3 separate regions of the Mus musculus genome follow, and regions 1 and 3 are each linked to region 2. Evidence: chromatin loops called from intact Hi-C (ENCODE). Cell type or tissue: heart. All regions are shown on one strand.

Region 1 (8,000 bases), 190 kb before region 2:
CCATTTGCTTCCCCTATGCTGGCTGCAGCTTCTACCCAGAGTACCAAACTGGTTTTTGCCCATTTTCAACACCCAGCTCAAACACCCTCTGCATGCAGCTTGTACTCTACAGCGTTGCCTACGGAGCTGCTGAGCCAGCTCTTCAACTTGGGTTCTATTGTATGCAGACTCTTTTATAAGTGTGTCAGCCCTTGGTCTCTGCCACATCGGGGCTTTCTCCTATGTACCGTGTGTTGCTTGTGTCTGACCCACCACCTAGCCCTCCTTCCACATGTATGAGAATCAAGGCTGGAATAAGAGCCCCAAGTGACTCTTCAGTGTTCATGGAATTAAGAACTGGACTTCTTATTCGGACTGTCACCAACTCCTGGGTCAGGGTGACTAGAGGATACGCACGGAAGATTTTTAACGATGAAGTTTCTTAATGAGACCCTCCAAAACTCTTACTATCTCAGTCCTATCTAATAGGGTGCCTCAGCTAAAAGTAGATGTCAGTCAATTTTATTTTTTTCAAGACAGGGTTTCTCTGTGTAGCCCTGGCTGTCCTGGAGCTCTCTTTGTAGACCAGGCTGGCCTCGAACTCAGAAATCCTCCTGCCTCTGCCTCCCCGAGTGCTGGGATTAAAGGCATGCACCACCACGCCCGGCTTGATGTCAGTCAATTTATAATTCAAACATAATTCACTGAGAGTTCCCCACCCTCTTAGAACTGAAGCCGTGTAGCAGACTCTTGGATATAAGTGCCACTTTATTAAAGTGAAATTAAAGTCTTTTATCTGGAGAAGCTCACCACACTTGAGTCCCCAGTATAATTTAGGGGTGGCAGTCACGTTTCCTTACACATCCCTGGAGCTCCAGCGTCAGTAATACTTTTGGCACACAGGGTGGACCAAATATCTAATCTTCCCTTGGGTGACTCTGTGGGTGTCAACACCCCAGGAACACTCCACCCTGGACAAACACAGGGCTACAATGGGCTTTTCCATCACGCCTCTCCTTAACTTCCAGGGAGCCATGGGATTTGGCGCCAGAACACAAGCTTTAGTTCCGACTGTCCCTTTTCCTAAGCCTGCCTCCTTGGTCAGACGGCACAAAGTTCCATGTCTTACACGCCTCCTCTATAGTGATGACGACCCTAGCTTGGCAGGGTTGCTGTGAGGATTAAGTGGTGTGTTTGATATAATGTTCTTAGGACAGCACCACACACATGACAAACTGGCAAGAAGCATACACCACCAACAAACGAGACTTGTGTGTGACTCTCCTCTCGGGGGCCGCCTCACCTCACCTGGGCTCAGAGCTGCATCCTTACCTCATTCTCGGCCAGTTGGCTTTCTTTTTTGTCGTCAGCTCCTTCTTGGTCTCTGTCGGCTCTCTTGGTTTTACTTTTCTCACTTTGCTTGGACTTGGTACCGTCAGGGGCCCGCGTGATCTTGGGCTCCAGATCCTCTGCCTTGCCGGAATCCTCTGGGTGAGGGTGTCTGGGCTCCCGTAGTCTCGCCTCTTCTTTCCTTCTGGATCTTCCTGGCACATCCGGCTGCTGCTTTGGGTATTTGTCCAACTTGGCTTTAGGCTCTTTTCGATGGTAGCCATCTTCCCGGCCTTTGTAGCCAGACACAGAATGGAGTGGGCCGGGAGACCCTGACTTCAAGTACTTTTCCCGGTAGCCCCTCCCTCCTTCGAGTCGCTCATCCAACTCAGCTTTGTCCAGCTGCCTAGGATAGTGTTTCCGGTCATGTGCCCAAACATCCAACCTGTCTCTTTTGTCTTCCCCGTTCTCCCTCCTGGGGACAGTCTCTCGATCCTCGTCTCTCCACGCGTAGGAGTCACGGCCATTGCCCCAGTCAGCCCGAGAGGGGCCTGGGGGACTATGGGATCTTGGGGAGAGTGATCGGCTCATTGGACTTCGAGAACGTGGCCGCTCTGGACCATACCTGGGAGGAAGGGAAGAGACAGGGTTTAGACTCTGCAGAGCTCGTAACCTGCATCACCCAGATGGAGACACACACAGATCTCTCAGGGATATACTAGACACAATCTGTCCACCCGGGCATTCTTTTGTCGCAACCCAGTAGTGCAGAGTGTCCAGGAACCAGCCTGTCCTCCCTCTTCACCTCTGTGGGCACAGATTTTCCCTAAGACACTCTCTGCCCTCTACCACAGTCTGCTTCTAGGAAATAATTACATTGGTTTAGCTTGGTTTTACCTTACTTCCTCTTGGAAGCTATGCTAAGGTACAGACCCTAGGAAATTCTCTTCCTGGGGATCTACAGGGTGAGTGCTCTGGAACAAGGGGCTAAGAGGTGAGGTTGCCACAGCCTACTGTTGGAGGCACTACCCTACATCCAATTTTGCTCCACTTAGACCCCATCAGGATATAGGTGACTTATCTTTCTTTCTTCTCTCTCTCTCCCTCCCTTCTTTCCTCCTTCTCTCCTTCATTTACAAGTCCTCATTACAAGTAGGGACTATCCTGGGGATGGAAGAGAGATGCTCACAGTGAGAGGAGTGGCAGGAGTGAGGAGGCAGGTTCAGAGACCTCGGAAAAACAGAGAATCAGGAAGACACCTAAGGGTTGGGAAAGGTCTCAGAACTCACTCAGAGCTACTCAAATTTGAGATGAAGACATTGGAACCCTCAGGAAGGGAGTCTGCCTAAGATTCGGGTAAATCTTCACAACCTCCCCCACTCTATGCGACCACGAAACTACAGGTGGCATGGTCTGTCTTTATACTTGCCATTAAGACCCCAAGTCACCGCAATTTTAAATTAAAAAAAAAAAAAAACAGACAAACCAAATCCTAAGGCTGACCGTTCACATGGCCTCTGAAGGCTGATAATTAGTGAGGTCATACACCTGATAACCTAAAAGGATAGATAGAGCATTTTCATTTGGTTCTCGCAACCTGAACAACACTGTATCCCTCACTGCCAAGACAGAGAGGGGCAATCTCTATTAGGACTAGGCTGCTAGACTTAGTTTCTCTGCCAATGCAGGGGAAACAGGCTCCTGTCTTCTACAACAAGGTTAGAGCGCCCTCTGTGGCTGCTCTAGAGACTGCAGGCCCGGTTATGGTTTTCCTTTCCGTCTTAGCTCTTTAGAACTGATGGTCATAGTCCCATCCTAGCAGGGCCATGAATGTCAGTTGAAAGAAACGAGTTGGAAAATCACATTCGTTCACCGCCTCAGAAACGATGGTCAAGGAACTGGGTGGTTCCCACCTCCCCCATCTACATCCTTAGTTCTACGTCTGCATTCAGCTCATGAGAAACCGAGAGCTGACCACCTCTGACCAGAATCTCCATCATACCTATGTGCACCGAGGTCGCATCAGTAAAATGTAAACTTGCTCCAGGAGCCAATATCAACTCTCTGTTCCCTGTTGTCTTCTCTAACCAGGGAGGGATAGGCAAGAGAAATCCCAGCATTTCCCATGTCCCTGTCTAACCTGAGCAGCTCTTCTGGGCTACAATGGTACCACTCATCTGAACAGGGATAAGTAGAGGCTAGAAGGCCGGGTTGATGGGTCAGGGCTAAGGGTAGAACATGTTACAATTCAAATCTCTCCTGCTGAATAAATTCAGCTCAACTTGACACAGACTAGAGTCATCTCAGAGAAGGGAACCCTAGTGGAAAAAATACCTCATAAGATCAGCCTGCAAGCAAACCTGTTGAGCTGTTTTGTTTTGTTTTGTTTTTTAAAATTTGTGATGGATGTGGGAGGGTCCAGGCAACTGTAGGTAGAGCCTCCTCTGGGCTGGTGACCCTGGGCTCTACAAAAAAAAGCAGACTGAGCAAGCCATGGGGACCAAGTCAGTAAACAACACCCCTCCATGGCCTCTGCATTATTTCCTGCCTCCAAATTCCTGCCCTGTTAATGAGTTCTTGCCCTGTTAACGAGTTCTTGCCCTAGCCACTTTGGCTGATAAACTCTTACAGATAAGTGTGAGTGAAATAAACCTGTTCCTCCCTAAATGGCTTTCAGTGATGGTGTTTCACTGCAGCAATAGAAACCCTAACTAAGACACCCCTCGAAGAACAAGAAGCTAGAAGGTGTTTTAACCTCCAGGCCTCTGACCTAAGACCCAGAGCCTCACCTGTCAGCTTCCCGGAGCATGTCCCTCTCCCTCTGGGAATGGATGTCTTGGATGATAGCAGCCACATTTTTCCCAGGTTTCTAGGTAAAGTCAAAGAGATCATTAGACAACACCGCAAGCATCAGCTATGACCTGCCTTGTTCGATGCCAGTCCATCAAAGGGGGAAATGATGCATTCTGCGGGAAAGATAAAAGGGTTGATCCAAAAGATAAGGAGCATGAACATAATGAACACCAGGGTAGGGTTGAGGGTCCAGAGAATAAGGCATGTGAGTTATATCTTAATAAAGCAGATATTCAAAAAAACCCTAAAAACTCTCAATCATCCATGCCAAATGTTGCTAGACCACTTTACTAAGAAGCTCAATCAACTGTTCTTTTGCTCTTTACTTCTTTCTATGTAACTTACAATGACCTCCAGAGCCATCCAGACACCAGAGAGCATCATGTATCTTATTCTGAGAAACCCAGGTCAAGTGGACAGAGACTACAATTCTGCGCTCTCAGCAAGGCATGACTGCTGTTTTGCTAAGGTCTGGGGGACGGGGGAGGCATCTAGTAAAGCTAAGAATGGAGGACGGCCTGCAGGGACACGGGGAAAGGACAGAAAATGTTCAAGCCATGGAGGGGTCACCATCAGATCATGACACAAAGGAAAGGACAAAGAGAAGACAGTGACTCTGATCCTGAGCCGTGAAAAAGCGAGGACCCACACCCAGGGATTCAGCATTGGCTGGGTGATCTACCCCAAAGAGTACTTCACACCTCGGGCAGATAGTCTTTATTATATTCAGCAGAAAATTATAAGCTTATGCAATGTCACATACAAGTAACCAGGCTACCCAGAATATGTCTTGTCAACTCTCCACAAGCCTCGGGATGAGGCCAAGGCTGGGCTAGGGCTGAGAAGAAAGCTCCTGCCCAGAACGTGTCGCTCACCCTAGACAGAGCTGCAGTAGTCTTTCTGCCTTCCCTTTGAAGTTGGCTGCTGCTTTCTGCAGCTAACGCATGACAGACAATGGAGCCAGGGAACACTGAAGGAGCTGCCAGGATCAATCAAATCTATGTGGCAAGACATGTGTCATGCAGGAGGCCAATGCCAGGCTTCAAGTCTGTGGCTTATACTGGAACAGTGGAAGCAGGGCAGAAGCTAAAGAATATGCCCCCATACCGGGCAACCTTTCGGAACTCAGTACAATTCCCAGAGTGAGTTGAAAAAGGCTTTATTTAGTAAAAGGATTCTTAGAGGTTGATGTATTCTACTTTTCTGGAACTTAATGCCTTCCCGGTTGCTCCTTTCAAACCCAGGAAAGAAGAAGAAGGTAACCTTGTGAGACAGCAGGCAAGAGGTGACTGGGTAACCAGTGTCAGGGACAGAGGCATCCAGCGAATGGATCACCAAGAGCTTCTCTCCTCCAGAGTGAAGGTGTCCCAATGCTGTCATTATGCCAGAAAAGCGGAGGTAAAAAATAACAAAATCAGACTATGACGAAGTTTGGGGTACCTTGTTATTATAGGAAAATTTGAATATGCAACAATGACGAATGAATGCATACTGAATCTGCCTAATCTTGAGGCATGTGTTCTGACCTCCTTTTCTCAACCTTCAAAATCTATGTTGGAGCAAATCTCAGATGTTGCATCTCTCCCTCTGTTTTATGAGGACAGTGAAGCCAATCAACAGCCATCTAGTACACCAGGCAGTTTTCTCTCTCAGTACAGCGTGCTGCTCCTAAAACAGGGTGAGTGTCTAAACTCGAATCTTCTACATGAGTCTGCAATCCATCCAAACCAGGCTCTGTCGACGCAGGCCCAGTTGTTTCTGACACAGCTGGGTTTCCCAGCCTGTAGGCCTCTTTTCATTTGGTTTCTTCCTGGAAACACCCTCTCTGTACAGCTAATTCTCCCACCCTACAAACCAATCAAACCGCAGCCTTCCGCTGGCCACAGAAACCGGTTCGGGGATGGGCACATGTGCTGAAGTAGTCTAACGAGAACAATGGCCAGATGTTTTGTGGGAGCTACAGGAGAAAGTCTGGCTCTCTCTTCTGTGGGAGACGGGACCTGGAATCTGAAGGTAGAGCTGAAGAGGGCTGCCATGCCATCTAGAGGAGAGAGCCCGGGTCTGCTAAAGGCTGTCCCGCCAAGCACAGAGAAAACAAAGCCGTAGACAGCAGAAAGCAGAGAGCAGAGAACATCATGTTGATGATGTCATTTGGGTCCCCACAGTCGGTTGCTCCTTCACTTTGCATTCACCGGAGCCAAGGAACCCTTTCTGTCACCTACATCAACAGGCTGGATTACCACAAGCCTCTGTTACATGCAGAGAGAGTCTGGGCTGATTCATGTCAGGGTGCGGGATATAAAGCCCATTACTACACACTTGGAATATGCTGATGGTCACAGCGACCTAGAGGGACATTATGACAACATGAGGAGCAGAAAACCCACACCAAAGGTCAGAAAACAGTACGTTCTAGGTCTTTGCCACTAAAAGTGCACTCTTATGACCAGGAGGGACAGCATCTGCTGGAGCCTTGGTAGAAATGCAAAAATCACAGCCTTGTCCAGACCTGCAGGATCCCTGGTGACTTGCACGTACCCTGAACTTGGAGAGGCTGTCTGTACACTCCCTGGTGACTTGCACGTACCCTGAACTTGGAGAGGCTGTCTGCACACTCCCTGGTGACTTGCACGTACCCTGAACTTGGAGAGGCTGTCTGCACACTCCCTGGTGACTTGCATGTACCCTGAACTTGGAGAGGCTGTCTGCACACTCCCTGGTGACTTGCACGTACCCTGAACTTGGAGAGGCTGTCACGTACCCTGAACTTGGAGAGGCTGTCTGCACACTCCCTGGTGACTTGCACGTACCCTGAACTTGGAGAGGCTGTCTGCACACTCCCTGGTGACTTGCACGTACCCTGAACTTGGAGAGTCTGTCTGCACACTCCCTGGTGACTTGCACGTACCCTGAACTTGGAGAGGCTGTCTGCACACTCCCTGGTGACTTGCACGTACCCTGAACTTGGAGAGGCTGTCTGCACACTCTTTACAGTGTCCTGCCTGGGGGGACTGTGAACAAAAAACGACCTGAGTTCTCTCTGCCTTTTTTGTTTTGTTTTCATGTGGAAAACCTAATACTGCAATATTTAAAAAGATAACCATATTTGGTGCAAACCCAGTGTAGTCTCCGGGTTTGTTTGTTTGCTGTTTGTTGTCAATGTTTGTGTTTTGTTTGTTGGTTTATTTGTTTCGTTGTTGGTGTTATTGAGACAGGGTCTCACTGGGTATCCCTGGCTGGCTTGGAACTCACAAAAACAAGGCCAGCCTGGTCTTGAATGTATAGAAGTTTACCTGTCTTTACCTCTCCAGTGCTGGGGTTAAAGGCAAGCACCACCACACCCAGCCAACAGTCTTGGGTTTCATCATGGATCATCCAGTAACTATGATCTTGGACAAGCTGGGGAACTTCTACTAGACTCGGTATGTTCATCTGTAAAATTAAGATTACAATACCTGTCTGGCAGGACTGACGTCAAGATTAAAGTAGATAATGTATGGAAAGTGCTTAATACATTACTTGCCTCAGAGTAGCAGGACTCAATTAAAGGTATATATTATGGTGTACTCTTGTAATTACTATGATTATGCATCCTGCACACCTCACAGGATAGTGATTGTCAGACTGGAAAGAAAATGCATGGGAAAAAAAAATTTAAGCCAAAGAGCTCATGTATACTCTGACCTGATCTCAGAACCAAGGTTCACAGAGGTTAAGCAAGTCAGCTCAAAGCAGAGAGGGGTGGAGCCTAGGATGGTGTGATCATTTTCCAACAAAGCGTCACCTTTGTTGGTCCTGTTTTTATATCCCTCCTCCCATCCAGTGAAGCTCTTCACACA
Region 2 (8,000 bases):
GAGTTTTATACGTGTTCTAAGCGCGAATTATTGTATTTATTATTTAGAGACAGGATTTCTCAGCTGTCCTTAAACTCCAGGAATCGAACTCAAAGTGGATTTGTTTTTTGTTTTTTTTTAAAAAAAAAATGTTAAAATTGCCTCCTTGACATCCTCCCCCTTCCCCCAAAAATAGCACAAGCTTTTCATTGTGCTCAGGAAGCAGAAGATCTCCGAGAGGTCTAGGCCAGCCAGGGCCACAGAAGGAGACCCTGCCTAAAAACAAAACAAAACAAAACAAAACAAAACTGTGCCTAGACTCCAAATATAATAAACCTAATTTAGATGGCCACACACACACACACACACACACACACATGTGCGCACGGGTGGAGACTACAGCTTCATTCTTTCCAAACGTATTCCAGGCCGTTTATTCTCACTTCATTCTTGGTTCTTTCAGTGTCTTTGAATACCGAATCATGCAACCTCCCCGTATTGCCAGAGAAAAAATGCGGAAAAAGATTTAGCAAATGTCCCAAGACCACATGATCAAGTGACAGAGCGCAGGTTCGAAGTCCATTCTTTTCGATTTGTCCCCATGGAATATGTCCGTTGCTCAGGCAGGCTGTGCTGGTGACGGTGGAGCAAAAGTGGAGGTCCCAAGGCCCCACCAAAGCTGCCTGCCCCCAGGAGATAAACAAGGAACAACCCAGCCATTCTTCACCAGCCCAAGCCCCCTCCTCAGGCCCCTGCCACAGCTGTCACCGTCACAGCCTCTGATCCAATTACAAACCCAGGGCTCCCACTGCTTTCTTCTCCTAGTCCACAGGAGACCAGGGACCCATCTTTCCTGGGAACGTGGAAGCCAACCCTCAAATCTGTCAAAGGCCCTGCCAGATGCTGACATCCTGCCCACCCCGTTCTGAGCTCGTTCCCTGGTGTCTAAGGCGGCTGGTGCTGAAGAGGGTCCTGCCATGAGGATCTGCGGAATCCTGCAGTTGGTTTTGTTTGGATGTGTACCAGCCTGGGCGCTGCACCTGCTGCTATGGAGGTCATTTCCTTCTTCCCACCCAGGCCCTGTCTTTCTCTCTACTTCCCAGCTAGTATATGCACACATGCAGTCACTGACTCTCCACCTAGGGAATGCCCCCCACCATCACTCGCCCCCACAATTTCACCTCCGCCCCTCCCACTCAGGCCTCTGGTGAATGATACGGTGAAGAGACACAGAGCAAGACTAGCCCTGTGCTTCATTTAGTTTGGTGGCTTTGGGTCGTTTCTTAAACTCAGTATTCTCCATCTGAAATTGATTCATCATAGAACCCGACTCATAGGTTTTTCTGTCCTTGATAGATGATACAAACCCAAAGCCATCTCCCAGATCAACCCATGCGCTAGCATTCCTCTGTCAGGAATAGCAACCCCCTTCTCTTCACCCTCAGCCTTCATTTGGCCTAAAGAACTGTTTGGCCTCCTTGCCTGCCAACCTTGTGAGCCAAGGACTCCTCACCTCATACTTCAGAGAAGCTTCAGGTGTTTAGAAAGTATAACCAGGGGTTGGAGAGATGGCTCTGTGGTTAAGAGCCCTGGCTGCTCCTCCAGAGGTCATGATTTCAATTCTCAGCAACCATGTGGAGGCTCACAACCATCTGTAATGGAATCCAATGCCCTCTTATGGTACACAAGTGTACATGCAGATAGAGCACTCATATACATAATATAAATAAATCCTAGGAAGGAGGGAAGAAGGAAGGAAGGAAGAAAGGAAGGAAGGAAGGATCCAATCCCCTCAAACAAGGCACAAGTGTACTGCAAACTTTCACAGCTCTATGCTGGAAGCACGCCCCCCACCCCCCACCCAGGTCAGCTGACCTTCTAAAAGATAAAGGCAATTGTTTGATCCACTACTTCCTGATTAATAACTGGACTCTATAAAAGAAGCTGTTGATTTATGGGAGAACACACAACTGCTAAATTGGAAATGGCCCGTCACTAAGAAAAGATAGCCCTAAGGATTGTGGGTCCACTGTCCTACTGAACTTTGGCCAACCTTCTGGTCCCCACATTAATTAATGAGGTAAGGAAATTGTTGACATATATTCCTTGTGGATGGGACTCTTCTAGACTTTTCAAAATCACACACATCACCAGAGATCTCCAGTCTCGGGAGGAGGGTGACGCTGAGATGGGAGGACTCTGGAGGATAAGAATTGGGAGGAAGGAAGGTGAAGCGACCATGAATGATAAGGACTGTGCTTGAGGCAGGGATGTGCACCTGTGTTCTGGATAACAATGTGTAAGGCACTGTGGTTAAAGGATAGGTGTACGAGTGCAAAGGGCGTGTGTATGTTTGGGGGGAAGGGGCAACAAAACAACTAACGTGATTGTTGACAAGAGGCGAGGCAACGTGTCAGCCACCCCTTTGCTGGACCTTCTCTGAGCCCGAAAGGGGGATAAGAAAACCTGATCTCAGGGCTGACAGATGGCTCAGGGCTTAAGAACATTTGCTCTACCATCATGAGCACCTAGGTCAGATCCCAGAACTCATTTAACAAGCAGAGCATCCTCATAAATACCTGTAGCCCTAGCTTCAAGGTGGAGAGCAAGATAGGGAGGCAGGGGAATTGCTGGCTTCCAGTCTAGCAGAAAAACCATGCACCCCAGATTCAGGAAGAGACTTGGCTCAGAGGAGGAGGCCGTGATAAAGGAGATATACTCTCCTGGCATCTGCATGCACGCAGACATGCATATAGCACACACGAGCTAAAGAAAACCTGGTCTCCATCCAAGATGGTTTCAAAACAGAAATCCAGGTCCTTAGGTGGTAACAAGGTTTAATTGGTCGGAGGTCAGGTTCTAAAAGGCTTGCTTATTGGTGGGGGCTTGAGGAAGGTATGCCCACATAGAAGACCGAAGAGACATCTGGTCCAAAACATGAAAGCCACTCATGTGACAGTTTGGATTCTGAGCAAGGCCACTGTGGCTTTCCGTACTGGCTGGGCTAGAGACAAGCAGTGACTGGGGTCATCTTAGTTTCAGGAAAAGTTCTCTAAAATCCAGTTTATCCACTTCACAGACCCACAGACCAGCATTTGCTCTGTCAGAGGTCTTAGTAGGTCTGACTGTGCTCGGGGGCAAATTCCCCTGGCTATCTGGGCTTGCCTAATGAGATTTAAAAAAAAAAAATCACACTTCACCAACCATTCTGTATGTTTTTTTTTTTAATAAGATTTTTATTTATGAGTATGTGTATGTTTTTGGGTGAACATGCTGGATCCTGGAGCTGCAGTTACAGGTGGTATGTGGGTGTTGGGGACAGAACCACAGCCTTCTGCATGAGCAGTCACGGTTACCGGCGGAGCCATCTCCCCAGCTCTTTGTTAGTTGCTTTCTCATCACCGTGACCAAAGTACTTGAAAGAGACAAACTCAGGGAGGAAATGTTTATTTTGGCTCAGTTTCAGGGGGATTTCAGTCAATCACAGGGCGAGGCAGGGTGGAGTGGCTGTCCTGACAGGAGCATGAGGCAAGGCAGCTGCTCACATTTTAATGGACCAGGAAGCAGGAATAGATGGAACCTTCAAAGACTTGCCCCCAGTGACTTCACCCCACTTCCAGACCCCAGCCCTTCAGGGCACAGCTGGAGACCAGTGAACAAACAGACCAGGGCTTCAGTCTGTGAGGCCACTGTGAATCCAAAGTACAACCCTCCAAGTGACCACAATGGAGCAGAGACTGCAGCACGGACTCATATGAAAACCTTTCTGGTTTGCTAATGAGACAGGATGGATGTGTGCCCTGCACATACACATGTCTAAAGGAGGTTCTGCTGTCCTACTCAGTCACCAGCTGCCCATTCCCAACGCAGTAAAATGGGTCGCTCAGCTTCGCTTTACCACCTGGTCACCATGCTCTGTGGGTGGAGTGAATTGGGGCAGCACGAGTTTGTGGGAGAAGGTCCTTAAGCCACTCATCCACAGTGACAGAGCATCACCTCTGGTGAAACTTGGAAGTGGCAGGACCTCTTAGGATGGCTTTTCGTGGCTTGGTAGGCAATAGGGTAGAACAGGTCTTCCTGGGGTGTCCAGAGATCACACAGTGACTGCTACCAATAATTCGAAAACACTAAGTGGATTAAAATGCCAAAACCACAGGACACAGAGGGAACTTAGAAACCATACATGAAACAGAACGAAAGGCAACCTCTGCTTTAGGAATGCCAGGCTGCAGAGAACCAGGATGCCTCTGCGCTTAAATGAGGACTCAGAAGGCAGAAGGAACAAAGGAGCAAGCGCGTGCTCTGCAGAGAATAAGCAGGCCTGGCGTGAGGAAGGGTTGCCATCTTTACAACACCCAGGCTTCCTGCTGTTTCCGGAACAGTGACACAACCTGTTGTGAGCGCAGCAGGCACCTTTGCCCCAAAGCTCACTTAGGAGTGAGCTGCAAGCAGTTAACACTTCGCTCATAAAGTGCTGCCCCAGAGGTCTCAGTTATACCACACCCTGACCTCACAGCGGCTGCAACTCTAGCGAGGAATCAGTGTGGAAGAAAACCTGAGATCCCAAATCTGAGGGGTCAGCATGTATCAAGGGCTCCCTCTAGTGGCTACGGGGAAAACAGCTTGAGATTTAGGCTGAGAGAAAATGGAGCCCCTACACAATGCTGAAGAAAGCACCTTTCTAACTGTGAGGAGGCAAGGTAGGCTGGAAACGGCTCCCAAGAAGTCTTTGCCTTAAGTGGCACTGTACATCAGACATTAATAGGCTCTGACACTCTAGTCCCAAATAATTTGGCTCTAAACCCATGTCCTTCAGGCTTTGGGGCTCTATTATATCACCACCACCACCACCACCACCACCACCACCACCACCACCACCACCACCACCACCACCACCACCACACACTTGCTTCTCTGCACACACACCAGAAGGTGTCTGATACCTCGGGACTTAGTTACAGGCAGCTGGAAGCTACCCGATATGGATTCTGAGAACCAATCAGCAAGCGCTCTTCTTAACAGCTGAGCTATCAATTTTAATGGCTGAATAATTTCTTGAAGACACTCAATTACACAGTCCATCAAAGATAATGTTCAAACGTTAAGGTCTCTGGAAAACTCATACCACAGTGTGCCAACCTGACAGAGTAAATATATCCACATTCTTTTTGCAACCCTAATCTCCACGCTGCCTCGTGTTCTGTGTAGCTACTGGCTGCCACAAGGCCTCTTACACCCAGGAGACACTCTGTCTCTAGGAAGGGGTGCCTGTCGGCCACACGGTGGCAGATTTATAGATAACACTGGCACCTTCCTTGCAGAAGCCTGGCAACTGGAGGTAACTCAAGTCTCCCTGGGACATGGGTAAGTGTGACCTAAGTGTTCCTAAGTTGGTGAGTTCTTTAAACAAACAAACAAACAAAAAACTAACAACAAAAAAAGGCAAAGGGCAGAGACAAAGTGAAGGTGGCAATCATCTATAACCTTAAAATTCGTCTTTGTGTAACGTGCAAGGCCACCTGCAAATAAATGTGTGAGTTTCTTGAGAGAAGGGACCCACGGCTTGGTTCTGTTATCTAAGTGTGCTAATATGTTCACTTGGGCCACCTGCCTGATCTGGGCTTCACATCTCATCTGTAAAATTAGAATATTAAACTAAAATAAAGAAATGCATCTCTGGAACTAAATATATTCTAACTGCAAGGTCCCGTTATTTTTAGCTTAATGTGCAAACACCAAAGCCATATTTAAAGAGGACTTGCTTTGCCAAACCTGAGCTCTAGACAAACCAATGTTTCTTGTAGAGATGTTAATCTACTTTATCAAGATTTAACGTGACCCAAGCCGTAACCTATTTCTAGGCAAGGCTACGACTAAACCAGATTTCATTGGCGTTGCTTTTCCCAGGTGAAATTAGACACAGGGCAGCAGGGCCCCACCCTCACAACAGGGCAATGCTATCCAACAACACAGCATATAGAGAGAAAATGAACCCTCAAGGAGGCACAGCTGCCTACAGGCAGTGCCCACTCTGCGAAGCCAGCAGCTCGCTGCTGTGGCCTGTAAGGACCACTGGCTCGGACAGCGAAGTCTCCTCCCAAACACCATCCAACCAGCAGGCTCCTGCGAGCTGAATGGAGAACTAGCTCCTTCTAGAGTTGTTAGGAAACCTTTAAACCATCAAGCCAAGTGAGTGTTTGAAAACACATTTTTGCTGATGCTTAATTTTAAAAAGAATCATTAAAAAATCAGTTTTTGCCCTTTCCCACTTCTGAATTTGTACTTTCCAAAAACTATTCTTAAAATTGTGTCATTAAGCCGGGAGTGGTGGCGCATGCCTTTAATCCCAGCACTCAGGAGGCAGAGGCAGAAGCAGGCGGATTTCTGAGTTCAAGGCCATCCTGGTCTACAAAGTGAGTTCCAGGACAGCCAGGGCTATACAGAGAAACCCTGTCTTGAAAAAAAAAAAAAAATTGTGTCATTTCCTAAAAAATGTCCACACTTTTGAGTACGCAAATCCTAACCAGTCTAATCTGTTATTTAGGACGGATAACACAGCATTAAAGCGCTCTCCTTGCTGATCTCCAGAGGCGACCATCATGAAAGTCCCAAGTTTGATGCACATGTTAAGCTGGGAGTGGTACATACACACCTCTGAGCTGAGTTCCTGTGGAGGCCAGAGCAGAAGAATCACTGGAAGTCAAGAACCTAAGACCCGTTTGTACACTAGAGCTAAACCCCAATTACGGTTAAATAGCTAAGGATGAGGCCTTCCTTCAGGTAGGGGTCTTATGCTCACCGTGTTTACACACGCACAAAATCCTGGTTTAATCCCTGGTTCCAAAACATTATCACAAATTGTAAACTTCTTGGGCATCAACCTGCCACTCACAAACTCACACACCTCTTCTGACGTTGGGGCTGTCAGGCTGGCTCAGCGGGCTAAAAGCACTGGCTGCTCTTCCACAAGTCCTCAGTTTAATTCCCAGCAATCACATGGGGGCTCACAGCATCATGTGATACTGGGAGCTGATGTCCTCTTCTGGCATGCAGGTGTATATGCAGATAGAGCACTCATACATAAAATAAAAATGCATGCTCTGTGAGCCTCAGAGCCTGGGCTTGATTCCTGGAACCCACCCGTGGGTGTAAGGAGAGAACAAACTGCGCAGCTGTCTGACCACTGCGCGTGTGTGCGCCCCTTACATTCAATGAGAAGTCTCACTGAACACGTATTTTAAAGTGGCTTTCCAGGTCCTATTAATGGATACGTGGCTGCTAAAGCAAACTCTTCCAAAGTCAATGATTCCAAGTCACTGATCAATGACATCCACAGCAGCAGCAGCATTTACAGAAGCAAAAGGCAGGAACCAGCAAGCCCGGCTGATGGATGAGCAAGGCTCGGAACATCTCCTCAGCAGGACAGTCGGCACCAGGAAAGAATAAAGTACTCGCACATTACAGGACTGGACCTCGCAACACTGCTAGGTGAGAGCCGCCAGTCACAGGGTTTGTAGGATCCACATGAACTGACTGAAACAAACAGACCCACAGTGTAAGACCAAAGCCACTGTGGTCACCAGAGGCGGAGAGAAGTGGGTCCACTCACAGCTACAGTTCTAAAATTAAAGGAATGAGCACACAATGCTGAGTGCACTAACATGATGAATTACACACAGGCATACATGGGTAAATTTTATGGCACATGAATGGCAAAACCATTTAAAAACAAACAAAATGCCCCAAAGACCTCATGGTGAATGTGGCCTCAGCAACAAAGCCTTACTTTTTTTGTGGTCCTAGAACTGAACACAGTATGTATTAAGTGTCTCCTGGAACTGCCTGGCTTAACCAACAAGGAAACCGCATGGCTCACATTTGGTATCAGCATCTGAATCCCACATAAAACTGCTTTTCTAAATCTATGGCTTTGGTTAAGAGAGTCATATTAAATTGACAATGTTGGAAGGGGTCTAGGGAGATGGCTCAGCAGTTAGGAGCACTGGCTGTTCTTCCAGTGG
Region 3 (8,000 bases), 110 kb before region 2:
AGAAAGCAGAGACTGGAAAGCTGTGGCAAACAGAGCATAGGACGCCACCTTCACCATGATTTGACTTTGAGCTGTTTGTTTCCTGCTCCCAGACACCCCTCCCTCAGAACCCCTCTCCGAGTTGAGGCTTGGCAACTCTTGGCTACTTTGTAAACACTGACAGTTGTAAGCTCTGACTTTGCTCTCCGGATGAGTTACATTATCATCCTTCATCCATCAGTCCATCACTGAACATGTTGAAAGGGGATAAGGTATGTGAAAGACCCACAACGTGAGGACTCCCCCACGTTCTGACTCAGGAGAGGCGACACCCCAAAATCACCCACAAGAAACGGTCTTGCTGCAAACTGCAAGAGGATTTTTTATTTAAGAGCGCTCTTGGGCCCATGGTCATACACCACACAGGGGTAGAGTACCATGGCGCCCCGAGTAGCTGGATAAGGGGGTATTTAAAGGAAGAAACCACAACTCAAGGAGGTGGGAAGGGCGTTGTTGGAAAATACCAAAAATACCAGTTAAGAGTCACAAGGAAGTGCAAAGTTACAAGAGTCACGAGGAATACCTGGTAATTGTGAGGGTTATTTCTCAAGACAGTTTCTAAGAGCCCCTAACAATAGCACATTTGCATAGCGGGTTCCTGCAATGGTCAGGGTGACTTTCTTTGAATGAGCAGTCTTTGAACCCAGGAAGCAGGTGCGGGGAGGAATGTCGCTATCTGTTTTATGATTAGCATACCTTCACAAAGACCACATTCCCAAGCCTGGGCCTAAAGGCCTAGAATTTTGTTTTTACTTTGTTATGCTTTCAGTATGCACTGATGATTTGACATTGAATTGGTTGTGATGACCCTTGGGATGGTCCTGGCTGTTGGAGGAACCAGAGGCACATCCATCCTAACAACAAAGTGGGTAAAAAGTTAGAATACAGAAGTAACTGCCCTGGGAACATGGTGGCTAGGGGGTACATTAGCCAGGATCCAGTGGAAGGAAGAGAAAGCAGGCCAGATTCTCTTAGTACAGGAGAAATTTACTCCAGGGAATGTATTACACACATGAGGAAGCAAACAGACAAGAGCCCTGTGTCATGTTTAGTCACTGCCAGAGATGCAACCCCAAGGAAGGGAAATACCTCTCTTGTCACAACCCACTCACTTCCTAGGATCTAGCTCTGGCTAAACTCAGCAGAAGCCCTGGACGTGCATCCTATAGGAAAGACTCCACAGGATGAGCAGAGCTTAATGGGCGTGTAGTTGACCTTATTCCATCCAAACATCCCTCCCTCCTCATCCCCACGCCCAAGGCAGAAGAATCCTTCACCCCGGGGCGATTCTAGCTTGCTGTGACTGTCAAGGATCGTTTCAGCACAGAAAGCAGGACTCCTTCTGCACCCTTCTCAGGGGAGCAGCCTCTCAACAAACATCTGGTTATGTTGGGGCAAAGAGCAGAGCATCTGCCTGTGGAAGCCAAGATCTCATGCAGAGGTGAACCCACAGAGGACTCAGTGCTCCATCCACAGCATTGAAGGTGCAGGGCTAAGGCTGTCCTCCATCCACAGCATTGAGGGTGCTGGGCTAAGGCTGGTCCTGCATTCTGTGACAAGCACCTCGCTGACTCTGAGACCTGGAACGATGCAGGATGATTGACAGGACCCTTGAGGGTTTCAGCTTCACATCTTGGCTTTGCCACTTGCTGTCCACCACCTCAGGTTGCTCCAGCCCATGTCCTTTGTTTCCCCACATGGAAAGGTGTGTGTGTGTGTGTGTGTGTGTGTGTGTGTGTGTGTGTGTGACGACTTCTCCTTTACAAGATTGTTGTGAGGATCCAGTGATAGCGCTTCTCGAGCTCCTGCTGGATATAGGGCAGTGGTTGCCAATGTGTGACTTCCTGACTAGCACCAATTATACCACCTGGACTAGTTAAAGCTGAAACCTTTGGGCTGGGCTCCAAAGTTAGCAAGTCAGAAACTGGGTGAGCCCAGCTACCTCGATCTGAGCAGCTCTTTAAGGCTTTGGATGCCAGCTGCGCTGAAGTTGAGAACCACTGATCTAGATAGACCGTACCTACAATAAATAGTTTCTGCTCTCACTATTTTTACAGAGTCAGAAAATAGAGTTGGAAAAGAAAATGTTCCACGGGGCTGGTGAGATGGCTCAGTGGGTAAGAGCACCCGACTGCTCTTCCGAAGGTCCGGAGTTCAAATCCCAGCAACCACATGGTGGCTCACAACCATCCGTAACGAGATCTGACTCCCTCTTCTGGAGTGTCTGAAGACAGCTACAGTGTACTTACATATAATAAATAAATAAATCTTTAAAAAAAAAAAAAAAGAAAAAGAAAATGTTCTGCAACCACCAATGTGGCTAAAACCACTAGAGATGAGCTGGAATCTCAAGACGCCCAAAGCTTTATATTGTACCACCAACAGTGAGTGGTTCCAGACAGTTCTGTGACACCGATGGCTGAGACTGGTCTACCTGACCAGATAACATCATGCTACCCAGACCCCAGGTGACCTAGATCTGCTTGGGATTGTCAATAACCCTGCTTGCTCAAGATGAGATGGTCTCCCTCGAAGAAATATGAGAATAGCTCAAATGGAGTGAGGAGAAAGAAGAGAGAGTGTTGTTTTCTAGAAAGGGAGAATAAGAAAGAAATGAACATGCAAACTCGATCAGACAAAAGTGAAAAACCGAGAAGAAAAACTGTCCACCCAGAGGTTTTCAAGATAATAAAGTTGAGAAAAGAGGAAATGAGAGCTAAGAATTAGCTTAAATGGCTCAATGTAGTCATAGAAAGCAAAGGAGAGTTCAGATTCAGGGAAACAACGGAAGCAGAGGGCAGGGAGGGGAGTCTGTACTGGAGAATCAGAGTCTGCCCTTTCCTGATGATGGTGGGGTAGGGGTGTCACTTCCCCTGAGAAGCACCCCAAGATGCTGGTCCCCAACCCATCAGAAGCTGACTGTACACACCAATAGGAGCTATGATCATATGTGCTCAGACGGCTTAGTTACCACTAGATGGGGGTATTTTGCTAAACTGGGTGGGAGGCACCTTCTGGAGACAGAACCAGAAGACAGAGGCCTGCCAGCAATGGAGTTGGTCACGGTCACGGTAGGAGTTGCAGTTGAAGTATGAGGCTGGAGAAGACAGAAAAATCCTTTCCAGCCTCAACCCTGGCCTGGCAAACCAGGATCATCTCTGCTTATACACACAGAGCCCTGGAGTTGGTTTCTTTTTTGTCAACGTTGCCAACCCACTGCCATACTACTGCTCCGGTGACTTGGAATAGAAAATACACAGCAGAATTATTAAAACAGAGCTACCCCAGGCTGATTGTGGAGCTCAGCTGGCAGACAGCTCGCCCAGCATGGGGTGCTTGAAGCCTGGTTTTGCTCTGCACAAAACTCGGTGTGGTGGCACAGTAAAGAGGGGCATGTGGGGTAGTCCCCAGTTCAAGATTACCCGCTTCCCAGCCACATATGGCCAGCCTGGGCTAGACGCTCTGCCTCAGAAAAATAACAATAATAGGAGCTGCAGAGATAAGTCAGCGGTGGAGTGCTTGCCTCAGAAGCATGAGGACCTGAGAGAACCGGGGTGACACACATGGTGCACACTCATCATTCCAGTCCTAGTGATGGAGACAAAAGATGCTGGGGACGCACTGCCCAACCAGGCCAGGCCAGCCTCGTCCATGAGCGCCAGGCCAGCGAGAGGTCCTGCTACCAAATAAATAAATACATAAATAAGCAAGCTAGATAGTGCCTGAAATTGACAGCCAGTGTTGTGCTTGCTCATGCTCTCTCTCTCTCTCTCTCTCTCTCTCTCTCTCTCTCACACACACACACACACACACACACACATTGATAATAACTATAAAGCTACTGAAACACCTGTAGCTAACCACAAAGAAAAGTACAAAAGTAAGCCTACTACAAGGTAAGGTCCATCCTCAAGAGCAGGGGCCAGATGTCCACACTGCTGAGGTTCCAGAGACTTCAAACCATCCAGGTTCTCTAACTTCTCTTAGAACACAGCTAGGTTTGCATGTGGGTGACCTGGGGATGAGCCTTCAGGCCCAGCCGCTGAGCTTAACTTAGGATGAAACTTCCAGCCCCTGATCTGTGGTGAACGATGCAGAAGACATCTCCTCTGGGGATGTAGGATGGGAAAGTCAGAGGGAAGCCAGCCAGTAGACCCCCACTGGAGATGGCTGGCATACCAAAACAGAAATAGACTCTAGGGCTCCCCATAGACCATCCGACCTACAGAGGCTGGTACAGAACTTGGTGAGTACTTATGCAGTGGGCAGAGGTGGAAGGGAGGGAGGGGAAGGAATCCAAGGTGACACAGGGGTCTCTGGTTTCTGGTTGATAGTGGATGAGGAACAATGAGGGGTCCCAGGACCACAGCAAGTCCTCATGAACACATGTGCAAACTTTGGTGGCAGGAGACACAATAGAGAACCAACAGCAGACCTCAAGATTCCCGCTCATGAGCCGGAGACCTGCATTTCCTAACCATCTGTGCTGTCTCTGTGGGCAGCCTCTTCTCTCACCCCGTCTACAATGACAGATCTCGAACCCTATTATTACCTTGCTCCTGGGTGCTCTGTCCTAGAAAGAAGTAGTAGAGATCCCTGATGCAAACTGGCATCAAAGTTAAGAGCTGACGGAGGCAGAAGACGGCTGGAAATACAAAGCCAACTAGAGACGTGTTGGGAGATGCTGAGGGAAGCCCAGCCTAACAGAGAGGGGGCTGACCATCATCCTGAATGGACAGAGAGACCTAGAAAGCCAACACAGCCAACAAGAAAAGTCACCTGCAGACGTTAAGGTGATAAAGGAGCTGGATCTTTGGTGACAGTGACAGCAGCTACCCCAGAGAGAAGCAGCCAACAGTAGGAAGCTCTAATGGCGTTTCTTTCAAGCTGTATCTAACAGACTTCTGCGACCTTTCTCTGAGTCACGCGAGCTAACATGGCTGCCCATACACCTGCAGAGCTATTTACACGTTTTCACAAAAATGAAGGTGTCATCTTTATGGCCGCACTCCTGAGCAAGGTGACGAGGGAAGGTAAGGCAGGCCGAAGTCACCTGGCCTAGGAGAGTCTTCTCCAAACCTACTAACGACCGAGGAGGCTATAAACCAGCTCATCCCAGCCAGCCAGGCCTCAAGGTAGACAGAGGGGCAGGAACCAGGCTCAGTTCTCCAGTAAATCCACAACTCAGTTCTGCAGGAAGGCAGCTCCCCTCGCCAGGCTCTCACTAGCTCCCCCTTCAGCTGACTCTGGGCCAGGCTTCTCTTCCCAGGTTTCAGTTTACCTATGAGACCCTCAGACTAAGCCAGTGCTAACCCAGAGACCTAGTTGTACCCAGCCAAGGTTTGGGTAATAAGAAAATACCACACCCAAGAAAAAACAACAAAACAAAACTTCGTTTTCTCCCAACCACACAAGTCTTAAAACCACATCACACCCTAATCCTCCAAGGTCAACGTGACTCTACCTGAGTCATAGCCAAAGACACCACCAGCCACACACCCAAACAATAAACTTTTTACAACCAAAACAGACCTCTCAAGTGAGCCAAAACTAGACTTCCTTCCTTGGCCCTGGCCTTGCCTATGAACCAATGTCAGCTCAGCAGCTGTCCTGAAATGCCAAGCTATGTCAGTGTCCAAAGACATGGGAAGGAAAGACTACAGGTGAGGTTGGCTGTTCCCACCATGGAAGGAGACCCCGGCTGGCGGGTGTCTGGGTACAGTTTTCTATTTGTGGGACATGGCAGCTGTGGTGGCCATCCAAAGTTCAGGCCATGGTCTGAGATACTTGATCGCAGTGCGTGTTCACAGTCAGTCCTGGGGTGGGCCTATAAAAGCCTGGTTCCAGTCTAAGCGTGTAGTCGAACCCATTTAAACTTGTCCCTGTCTAGCTGACAAGTGGATGAGACTCAGACTATGGCAATTTATTTGGCTTTGATCATTACTCGGGGGTAACCCCAAATGTACTTTTCTAAGAGCTGACCTGGCTACACCTGGCTACTTCCCCAGCGGTGTACCCCAACTACTAGCTGCTTTATTTATCCATGTGTCCCTAGTCCATCTTCTCTCATGGTGGTTTCCTCCTCTCCTGTCTGTCTGTCTGTCTGTCTGTCTGTCTGTCTGTCTGTCTCTGTGTCTCTGTCTCTCTCTCCTTTTGCAACCCCCAACCAGGTAACTCCAAACCCATCTACCTCTAATCCCTTCAGTAATTGGCTCTAGCCACTTTTATTTAACCAATCGTTTTAAATTAAGGAACAAGGTTTGCAACAACAAAAGCTGATAACCGTGAGAATTCGCTTTTAGGCCTAGACCCTCACCTTCCTGTACAGATTTTAGCATTACAACGATAGTAACAGACCCAAGTCATTCAATGGGAGCCTGGGACAAGGCATTTAAACCTACCTTGATGATGGGGAACCTCTTTCCCACCACATCAGTCTTCAAGCTGAGTTCTATCTAGAAGGTTCTGGAAAACAGGTTCTTGGCTTTCAAAGTCTAAGCTTTTTCTCATCAGCCAATATGTCAGCACGTTTTATGTAATGTAAAAACCCCTAGGGGTCAACAATCCATAGCTCAACAAAAGAATCCTATTTTGGGAGACAGTCCTCAGCACATGTAAAGTACCCTAATGTAAGTACAGAATGTCTGTTTAATCATTGCTCAGTCCCATGTCTAGGACAGTGCCAAACATAGCTGAAACACAGTAGATACTGACACACAGTAGGTACTTAGCACACAGTGGGTGGTCAGTAAACGTCTGTGAAGTAAACAGCCTCATAGACTAGAGAGTATAAAATCCTCGTGGCTTCTTATTTAAACCTGTCCCTAAAAACAAGGCAAGACTGTAAGAACCCTGAACAGCTGTACACACACACACACCCCACACATGCCTAACTGAGATCTGTGTGTCTGTCCTCAGGACAGCAGGCTCTTCCCAACAGTCAACAGGACCACTTTGTCTCATGACACAAGAGTCAAACAACTTCCTCAAGAAGGAACATGAGGGAAGTTTTGCACCAGATTCATGCTTTAATTTCTTAATATTTATTTATTTATTTATTTATTTATTTACTGCTTATAGGATAAGTCGTTCACTGACACATTTTTCAAAAGTAGGCTATGGGAAAAAAAAGTAGGCTACGCCATGAAAGCCAACCTGATGCAAATGCAGTTTTAATGAGTGGGGGGAACCGCCTGAGCGGAGGGAATTGCTTCAAAGAACACTGCTAGTTCAAAGGCCATTCACAGCACTTGTAGAAGCAACAGACTTGAAAGTTACAAATGAAATGACTCCCCTCTCACTTCTCCACCAGACTGTCCTTTAGTGCTCACGTTCTTTATCCCAGAGCCTTAGTTATCCCTCCTTTACAGAAGTATGGCGTGTATTCAGTGTGTGTGCACGCGATCACATGTTCTGCGGCATGCACGTGGCTTTGTGCTGTGTGGAAGTCAGAGAACAACCTTCACAGGGTGGTTCTCGCCTTCTAACACGTGGGTTCTGGGGAGCAAATCGGGTCATCAGGCTTGGCCGCAATCACCTTCACTTCACGGAGCCATCTTGCCTGCCCTCTGCCCCTATCTTGTTCCTACAACCTCACCATTCTTTTGTTAAGGTAAGGTTGTCATCCAAGGTGAAAACACAGACCAGCTTTCTCAAGGACACAGATGAAAGTCTTTTATCAAACACTACTCTACGGTACTATAAAATTCAAATAAATCAGGGAAACGTTCCAAGTCAGCATATTTATTACATTGAAAAACAAAAAACAAAAAACTCATAGCAGAGTGTCACTTATAAGACCCTCATCTCATTCAAAGGGGGAAAGAGATGCTGTTTCTACAAGAAAACCCAAAAAGGAAGAAATGCTTCTGGGGAGTGTGGTTTAGCAAACATCCCCGAGTGGGCTATATCTAGGAAAAAGTCATTTGTGATTAAATATGACACCCACACACAGCAGTCAG

Evidence for each region. Hi-C counts contacts between places; a loop is a spot of excess contacts. Peaks named below come from ENCODE experiments on the same cell type or tissue, not always from the same donor. Only the 100,000 strongest peaks of a DNase experiment are listed, where the experiment ranks them.
Region 1: a loop joins it to region 2, with 2.0 times the contacts of the local background. A loop is called at or near these places in 4 of 42 quality-filtered maps.
Region 3: it touches region 2 in a loop (6-fold over the local background); 22 of 42 quality-filtered maps call a loop at or near these places.

What each region holds. Positions count from the first base shown.
Region 1 is chr19:53,837,156-53,845,155 of GRCm38, reverse strand. Rbm20 (RNA binding motif protein 20) reads right to left here. Exons shown (of 14, transcript NM_001170847.1): 8 at 4,098-4,177; 9 at 1,312-1,933. Among named protein-coding and RNA genes, the nearest start is that of Gm16299, 16 kb to the right of the region's middle. In heart, CTCF peaks have their summits at 3,032 and 6,213; DNase peaks (open chromatin) are centred at 989, 5,067 and 6,035.
Region 2 is chr19:53,645,495-53,653,494 of GRCm38, reverse strand. It overlaps Smc3 (structural maintenance of chromosomes 3), which reads right to left. Exons shown (of 29, transcript NM_007790.3): 29 at 7,664-8,000. Among named protein-coding and RNA genes, the nearest start is that of Gm46653, 26 kb to the left of the region's middle. In heart, CTCF peaks have their summits at 3,973 and 4,582 (motif pointing left); a DNase peak (open chromatin) is centred at 4,524; H3K27ac peaks cover 2,575 bases.
Region 3 is chr19:53,758,002-53,766,001 of GRCm38, reverse strand. The region is part of intron 1 of Rbm20 (RNA binding motif protein 20); the gene reads right to left. Gm30943 (a long non-coding RNA gene) reads right to left here. Exons shown (of 2, transcript XR_386793.2): 2 at 7,763-8,000. Among named protein-coding and RNA genes, the nearest start is that of Gm30943, 7.8 kb to the right of the region's middle. In heart, CTCF peaks have their summits at 3,002 (motif pointing right) and 5,276; no DNase peak of the experiment used is centred here.